Linked DNA regions of Homo sapiens: region 2 is linked to region 1. Evidence: read pairs that join two places in POLR2A ChIA-PET (ENCODE). Cell type or tissue: Caco-2. All regions are shown on one strand. Links, peaks and the distances in the headings refer to the core of each region. The heading gives the core; the rest is flanking DNA.

Region 1 (4,383 bases), core at 207-4,206:
GCATCATTGATGAGCTTCTGGTTTTATTCCATATCTTTGCTGTTGTGAATAGTGCTGCAGTGAACATTGGGTGCATGTGTCTTTTTGGTAGAATGATTTTTTGGTGGTGAGAAGTGGATATTTAACCAACTAATGGGATTGCTGGGTTGAATGGCAGTTCTACTTTTAGTTCCGTGAGAGAAACCTCCAAACTGCTTTCCACAGTGGCTGAACGAATTTACCATTTTCTCCAATAGTGTATTAGAATTCCCTTTTCACTGTAGCAGCTCTGCCAAAATCTGGGTTGTTGTTGCTTATTTTTTGACTTTCTAGTAATAGCCATTATGTCTGGTGTGAGATGGTATGTCATTGTGGCTTTGATTTGCTTTTCTCTGATGATCAGTGATGATGAGCATTTTTTCATATGTTTGCTCTCCACTTTTATGTCTTTTTTGGAGAAGTGTCTGTTAATGTATTTTGCCCGCTTTTATATATTTTTTTAAATTCTTGTTTGTTGATTTAAGTTCCTTATAGGTTCTGGATATTAGAACTTTGTTCAATGCATAGCTTGTAAATACATTCTTTCATTGTTTAGGTTGCCTATTTAGTCTCTTGAATGGTTCCTTTTCCTATGCAGAAGCTCCTTTGTTTAACTAGGTCCCAATTTTTCTTTCTTTTTTTTTTTCTTTAACAAAATTTTTACTTAATAAATGGTTAAAATCGCAGTGCCAAAAATACATTCACATTTAGCAATTTCACTGAAAGGAAGAAACTACAGAATGCACGGTTTCAGAAAGCTATTTTAAGTTATTTACAAATAAAGTATCTAAAACTCAAAAACAGGCTGTGTGTGCTATATCTCGTTTATCCCTTCCCGAACAAAATTTCTGTTATTTGGGCAAATTCTTAAATCATGATTTAAACCGTAATGGTTACAAACCACAAACACATCCATCCAAAGACTGAAACCATTTTTATCTGGTCAGTGGCAAAACTGTTGAAAGGGCAATAGTTGAAGCTGTTGGGTTTTATATAGTGTGAACTCTGATAAATATTCCTACCAGGACTAAAACACAGCACACTTTGCAGGCATGGCTGACTCACAAAGGTTGTAACAAACAAGAACTACTCTTCACTCGACACCATGGCTCAGAGGCCACCGAGAAGCACGAGTGACTGACAGCTCCTCTGCTTACAAACGAATGAAACCCAAAGTGGATGTCGTTCTCACAGCACTGAAAGTGCTTCAGGACTCACACTGATCCAATACTAACTTTCTTCCCTATTTTACACATATTTTTCTACTGTCCAGTGGAAATCATTTTCTGTTTTGGCTAAACAACAAATACTAGTTTATAACAGGAATGGTAAAATCTGTGAGAATTCTGCTCAATTTAATACAAGATCACTACTTTCTTTAGAATGGTTTCTGCGTGTTTCTATGTCACCCTCTGTATTTTTAGCTTCCAGTTTCCTGGTAAGGAATAAGTTCTCCTTCCCAGTCACACTCGGGGTCATTTACACGTTTCTGGGATGCCCTCGCTCGTCCATGGAGGCCAGGTGCGTGCAGTGACTCACTCTGCCTCTTCCCTCTTCTCAGGACCAGTCCCCGAACCTTCTGCCTTGCAGATCCTCCTGTTTCCGCCACACTCTCGCGCTCGGAAGTGAGCTCCTGGATCATACAGCTGCAAGGCTGGCCGGTCCTTGTTTGCCAGTCGCTCTTTTCTGGGTGCTGGACTGTCGTCACACCTCTGCGCTCTTCCCAGTCTCTCCATGGCCTCCCCCGGAGCCCCGCTGTCCTGGCTCCCCTTCTTCCCTCTGTCTTGGCCAGGTCCTTTCCCCCATCTCTGCTCATCCTCACTCCTTCTGGAAAGCCGGTCAGGCTCGTGGTGAGCTCTGTGCCTCCTGCCGTCATCCACATGGTGTCTTTGTGATTCAGATTCTTGTTCTTGAGATCTCTCCACATCCCTGTGCTCTTTATCACTGCCGCTGTGTGACGTCTCCTGGGGCTCCTTCAGCGAGCCTTCCACGGGCCTGGCTTTTACGACTGCACCGGGAGCACAGGATTCCTGCTTGCCACCTCCAGTATCAATCTCCTCTCCTCTTTCTTTTGGTTTCTCTGTGGTTGGTTCCTCTCCCTTTTCTGGTTTCTTAAGAAGCTTAATCCTTACTTCTTTCTCTGCAATTTTCTTCTGTTTATCTGTCTCTCTCTCTCTTTTTTTTTTTTTTTGCATCTTTCTTCTTTTCTTCTTTTTTCCTCTTCCCGCAAACGTTTATTTTCTAACTCTCTCCTCCGTTCTTCTCGCTTCTCTTCTCGAATTCTCTGCTTTTCTAATTTTCTATTTTTAATATATTCCAAAAGAGGTGTGGTTCTTCTAGCAATGAGCTCTCTTGTCTTCGCCTCCATCTCCCCCAGCAGAGTCTCAGGGTTGGCACTGGTCTTCTCTTCCTCCACACAGTAGGTTTCTAAAAACTTCTTATATTCTGGATCTTTGCTGTCAAGGAAGATATATCCATCAAAACGATCTCTAAAAAGAAGGATGTCATCAGGATTCCTAAAATTAATGTATGCTCTTGAGTAGAGATGAGGATAAAGACTCAGGTCGGCGGCGAAGAACTCGAAGTAGTCGTGTGCTGGCAGCGGGCGCAGCTGCTCCTCCAGCTGCTCCTTGGTGAGGCCCGGAGGCAGGCGGCAGATGACCACCTGCGGGGAGCGCGCGGCCGTTCCCACCGGGGCGGAGCGTGGACAAGGAGCTCAAAAGGCACCGCGTACCGCGCTGGGAGGCCCGGCCCCCGCCCCTCCCTCCTCTCCCTTCTCTCCCTTCTCTCCCTCCCCTCCCTCCCCTCCCTCCCCTCTAGGTCCCAATTTTTCATTTTGACTTTTGTTGCAATTGCTTTTGAGGGCTTATTCATAAATTATTTTCAGAGGCTGATTTCTAATAGTGTATTTCTTAGGTTTTCTTGTAGGATTTTTATAGTTAGAGGTCTTATTTTAAGAATGTAATTCAGCTTTCATTAATTTTTGTATGTGGTGATAGCTAGGGGTCAAGTTTCATTCTTCTGTGTATGGATAATCAGTCATCCCAGCACCATTTATTGAATAGGGAGTCCTTTCCCCATTGCATATTTGTGTCGGCTTTGTCAAAGACCCAATGGTTGTAGGCATGTGGCTTTATTTCTGGGCTCTCTGTTCTGTTCCATTGGTCTATGTGTCTGTTTTTGTGCCAGTACCGTGCTGATTTGTTTAGTGTAGCGTTTGTTTACTGTAGTATAGTTTGAAGTTGGGTAATGTGATGCATCAGGCTTGGTTCTCTTTGCTTAGGATGGCTCTGGGTGTTTGGGCTCTTTTCTGGTTCCATATGAAATTTTAGAATAGTTTTTTCTAATGCTGTGAAAAATGACATTAGTAGTTTGATAGGAATGGTATTGAATCTGTAGATTGCTTTGGGCAGTATGGCCATTTTAATGCTATTGATTTTTCCAATTCATGAGCATGGAATGTTTTGCCATTTTTTTGGTGTCATCTATTTGGTGTCATGATTTTTTTCAGCAGTGTTTTGTAGTTCTCCTTGTAACCACCTTTCATCTCTGTAGTTAGATGCATTCCTAAGTATTTTGCTTTTTTGTGTGTGGCTATTACAAATTGGATTACATTCTTGATTTGTCTCTCAGCTTGAACTTTATTGGTATGTAGAAATGCTATGGATATTTTTACATTGATTTTTGTGTCCTGACTGAAGTCATTTATCAGTTCCAGGATAAATTGGCAAACTCTAGAGTTTTTTAGGTACAGAATCATATCATCAGCAAAGAGAGATAGTTTGGCTTCTTTTCCTTTTTGGATGCCTTTTCTTTCTTTCTTTTTCCTGATTGCTCTGGCTAGGAGTTCCAGTACTATGTTGAATACATACGGTGAGAGTGGGCATCTTTGTCTTGTTCCAGTGGGCAAGGGGAATGCTTCCAACTGTTTTTGTTCTTTTTTCTTTAATTTTTTTCTTTACTATTTTATAGAGACAAGGTCTCACTGTGTTGCCCAGCCTGGTCTCAGACTCCTGGCCTCAAGTGATTCTCCTGTCTTCGCCTCCCAACATGCTGGGGTTACAAGCATGAGCCAGTGCACTTAGCCCCCACTTCCAGCTTTTGCCCATTCTGTATGGTTTTAGCTGTGGGTTTGTTATAGAGTGGCCTTTATTATTTTGAGGTCTGTTTCTTTGATGCCTAATTTGTTGGGTGTTTTTTTCATGAAGGGATGATGGACGTTATTGAAAGCTTTTTTGCATCTTTTGAGTTGATCATATGGTTTTTAGTTTTCATTCTGTTTATGTGGTGAAACACATTTATTGATTTGTGTACTTTGAACCAATTGCATCACAAAAATAAAGCTGACTTGATTGTGGTGAAGTA
Region 2 (4,383 bases), core at 384-4,383, 170 kb after region 1:
AAATTACCTTACATAAAGACAGTTCTTAAAATCCAGTAGAAAGCTACTAGCACTAATAAAGGAATTCAGCAAAGTTGCAGAGTACAAGGTCAACACGCAGAAATCAGTTTTATTTCTATACACTAGCAATGAAAATTAAAACAAACCCACCTACAATAGAAACCGAAAGGATAAAATTCTTCAGAATAAATTTAAGGTGAGAGACTTGTGCACAAAAACTATGAAACATTGCTGAACAGAATTAAAGGCCTATATGCCTGTAAATACAGCTCAGGTTTATGGATTGGAAGACCTAATATTGTTAAAATGCTATATACCACCCAAAGCAAAATACAGACTCAATGCAATCTCTATCAAAATCTCAATGGCCTTTTTTGTAGAAATAGAAAAGCTGATCCCCAAATTGGTGTGGAATTCCAAGGGATCCCAAAGAAACAAAACAATCTTGAAAAAGAGGGACAAAAAAGCTGGGCATAATGGTTCATGCCTGTAATACCAGGACTTTGGGAGGCTGAGATTGGAGGATTACTTGAGGCCAGGAGTCTGAGACCAGAAGAGCAACATAACGAGACTGGTTTCTACAAAAAACTAAATTAAAAAAAAAAAATAGCCAGGTGTGTGTCATGTGCCTGTAGTCCCAACTAATTGGGAGGCGGAGATGGGAGGATGGTTTGACCCCAGGACTTTGAGGCTGTAGTGAGCTATGATTGCACCACTGCACTCCAGTCTTGGTGAGACTGAGACCCTGTCTCAAAAATTAAAAAATGAGTAAAGTAAGAAAAAAGAAGAAAAAGGAGGACAAAGTTGAAAGACTCACACTTCCTGGTTTCAAAACTTATTACAAGCTACAGTAATGAAAAGAGTGTGGTCATGGCATAAGGAGAGAGATGGAAATCAATGGAACAGATTGAGAGTCCAGAAATAAACCCTCACATATAAGGTTCGTTGATTTTTGACAAAAGTGCCAAGATCATTCAATGGGGAAGAGCCAGGCTCTTGAAAAATGGTACCGAGGCCAGGCAGACCTGTAGTCCCAGCACTTTGGGAGGCCAAGGCGGGTGGATCGCCTGAGGTCAGAAGCTCAAGACCAGCCTAGCCAACATGGTGAAACCCTGTCTTTATTAAAAATACAAAAAAGCAGCTGGGCATGGTGGCGGGCCCCTGTAATCCCAGCTACTCTGGAGGCTGAGGCAGGAGAATCACTGGAACCCAGGAGGTGGAGGTTGCAGTGAGCCAAGATTGTGCCATTGCACTCCAGCCTGGGCAACAAGAGTGAAACTCCATCTCAAAATAAATAAATAAAAATAAAATGGTAATTTTGATGTGAATTTTACCTCAAAAATATTTTTTAAGAGCTGCATAGGGAGACTTTGTCTGTAGAAAAAAATCAAAAACTTAGCCAGACATGGTGGCCTGCGCCTGTGGTCCCAGCTACTCGGGAGGCTGAGGTGAGAGGATTACTTCAGCTGAGGAGGTAGAGGCTGCAGTGAGCAAAGATCATGCCACTGCACTCCAACCTTGGTGACAGAACAAGATCCTGTCTCCAAAAAAAAAAATCAGAGCTGCCCTTGCCCTTGTGCTAATGGGCGCTCCCTCTATTACATCACCTACCTGGCTCCCAGGGCCACCTGAGTTTGAGACCCCTGCTCTAGATTCATGTTACCAAATCCCCTTCCGGAGAACGTGTAGTCAGTGACACCACCACTCAGGATCCAGGAGAGAAACATTTTCACCAAACCCTGCTCAACACATTGACTTCCTCATTTCAGTGGGTAGGAGAGTGAGGTTCAGAGATGTTAAGTGACTTGCTCCAGGTCACACAGCCAGTCAGGACAGCGTCAGGACTGGAACCCAGTTCATCTCATCCTGAATCCAGTGACCTGTCCTTGTGTCCCACAGGTTTCCTACAGCCGGGGAAGCCAAAGCATAGGGCTGGGAGCCCCATTCGAGGGCTCTGACGCTCAGAAACTCATCACAGCCCGCTCTGAGGCCCTCAGCTGGCACAGTTCCCAGCCAGGTGAGAGAAGAGGAGGAGTTCAGGCCCCTGAGTCTGGGAGCAGTTGCCGGTGGCCGGCTTCCTCCAGCATTGGTGGAGGGGGAGCCACCAGGGGGCATCTGCGTGCATAAGAGTCTTGGTCTTGGCTGCCCAGTTAGTCATGGGGCTGCCCAAGTATCTGCTCCTCCCCAAGTATCTGCTCCTCTTTTGCCAGGAGTGGAAGGAGCAGCTCAAAACCAGGCTGTGGCAGGTGCCACAGGAGATGGGCTTCCCTGAGATTAGCACCTCCCTTTCCACCAGGAGCCGAGAATACTCAGGTTGCTCATTTGAACCCATATGGTGAAGTTTCCCTCTCTCTCTCTGGATATTTATTCTGTAGTTTCGGTTTTCAAAAACAAAACCCTTCTGTAGCATGGAGTTCTCAGACTGGGTGCTGTCTCCAGTGTGTTCCTTGTGAAACAAATGGATTTTGCTTGTGGTTGTGCGAAGTCTCATAATTACCCCAGGGAGGAGTGGTCCAGTTGTGAAAGGGGATGGAGTAGCACATCAGCTTTGTGTTGGGGCTGTCCTGTGCGTCCTAGGATGGTTGGCAGCATCCCTGGACTCTACTCATTAGATGCCAGTAGATCACCTCCCTATCCCCCCCATTGTCATTGAGACAACCCCAGTGTCCCCAGGCACGGCTACCTGTCTCTTGATGGTGAGGGCAGAAGCATCTTGGTTGAGCGCTGCTGGTGTAGAGACAGCCTGGATGAGAAGAGGAGAGAGATGAGAGGCTAAAGCCTCTTTGAGGTGAAGGTGCAGACTCTGGAGCCCAGCACGTGTCGTCAGCTGGGCCTCAGTGTTTCCCTGGACAGTGTTGCCCTTGGGTTTCCAGCCGTAAACAGCAGGAATAAATCCCACGAGAGGCTCATGCCTCATTCTCCGTTTGCTTCTTTTTTCCTTTTCTTTCCTTTCCTTTTTCCTTTTCCTTTCCTCTTTGTTTTTTTGAGACCGGGTCTTGCTCTGTCACCCGGACTGCAGTGCAGTGGTGCAGTTGTAGCTCAGTGCAGTGGTGCAGTTGTAGCTCACTGCAGCCTTGACTTCCTGGGCTCGAGGAATCCTCCCACCCCAGCCTCCTGAGTAGTTGGGACCACAGGCACGCACCACCATGCCCAGCTGATTGTATTGTTTTGGGGTTTTTTTTTTAGTATGTTTTGTAGAGATGGGGTCTCGCTGTGTTGCCCAGGTTGGTCTTGAACTCCTGGCCTCAAATAATCCTCCCACCTTGGCCTCCCAAAATGCTGGGATACAGGCATGAGCCACCATGCCTGGCCTAAATTTCTAGTTTTGACAGATGTGCCAGGGTTATGCAGAATGTCATTCTTTTTTTTTTTTTTTGAGACGGAGTCTCGCTCTGTTGTCCAAGCTGGAGTGCAGTGGCGTGATCTCAGCTCACTGCAAGCTCCGCCTGCCAGGTTCCTGCCATTCTGCTGCCTCAACCTCCTGAGTAGCTGGGACTACAGGCGCCCGCCACCCCGCCCGGCTAATTTTTTGTATTTTTAGTAGAGACGGGGTTTGCAAAATGTCATTCTTAAGGAGAGTTGGATGGAAAGCACAGGCGAACTCTATCGTATCTGTTTAATTTTTCTGTAAATTTAAAGTCATTCAAAGAGTAAAAGTAAAAGTTCATTTTAAAAAACTGAGGAGGTTATCATTCCCTCTGTGTAAAAAGCACAGGAGGCTGGCCTACAGAGTCAGGCCGTGGTTGCAGGGGCAGTGCTGGGAGGGCCTGGGCATGTTCTGCTTCATGATCTGGGGGCTGGCGAGTTCCATCTGTAAGTCTTTGGAGCTGTGCACTCACAGCAGATGTAAGTCTTCATCTTACATCTGTAAGATGTAAGTTATATCATAATAACTTTTTGAAAGTTTAATTCATATAACAAGGTCAGGAAATGTCCATTTGGGCTGTGGCACCTCAGATGCTTATCCAGCCATGAGCCTTGGCCCGTACGCTTCTAGAAGCATCCACTCCCACATAGCATTTTCCAGACCCAGGGCACCTGGGGAACAAGGAGCAGGATTGGGGAGATTTGAAGTTTCAAGTGGGGAGGTCAAGAAGAGTCAATGAGAAGGGGCCAATTGAGCAAGGAGCTGCAGAAGGCGTGGAGGGCCCTGAGAACATTGCAAGTGGATGGCACAGAGCCAGGCCCTGAGGTGGGAGCCTGGCCAGTTGTGGGGACAGCAAAGAAGTCAATGAGAGCGGGAAAAAATGGGGTAAGGGAGATGGGTGGGAGGAGGTCAAGATTATGGGGGGTTGGGTGCTTTTCGAGGTCCTTGGCTTTGCCACAGTAGGGTGGGTGCTGTAGGGAAGGGTTTTGAGGGGAAGGGGCATGATCTGACTCAGG

Evidence for each region. Peaks named below come from ENCODE experiments on the same cell type or tissue, not always from the same donor. Only the 100,000 strongest peaks of a DNase experiment are listed, where the experiment ranks them.
Region 2: POLR2A ChIA-PET joins it to region 1 with 7 read pairs; 1 of 35 experiments calls an interaction of 5 or more read pairs at or near these places.

Annotation. Positions count from the first base shown.
Region 1 is chr17:16,744,078-16,748,460 of GRCh38, forward strand. The region is part of intron 12 of CCDC144A (coiled-coil domain containing 144A); the gene reads left to right. It also overlaps the pseudogene UPF3AP1. Among named protein-coding and RNA genes, the nearest start is that of FAM106C, 43 kb to the right of the region's middle. In Caco-2, for the core only: no CTCF peak of the experiment used is centred there; a DNase peak (open chromatin) is centred at 1,983.
Region 2 is chr17:16,914,062-16,918,444 of GRCh38, forward strand. No RefSeq gene overlaps it. Among named protein-coding and RNA genes, the nearest start is that of TNFRSF13B, 56 kb to the right of the region's middle. In Caco-2, for the core only: CTCF peaks have their summits at 2,081 (motif pointing right) and 2,281; a DNase peak (open chromatin) is centred at 2,090.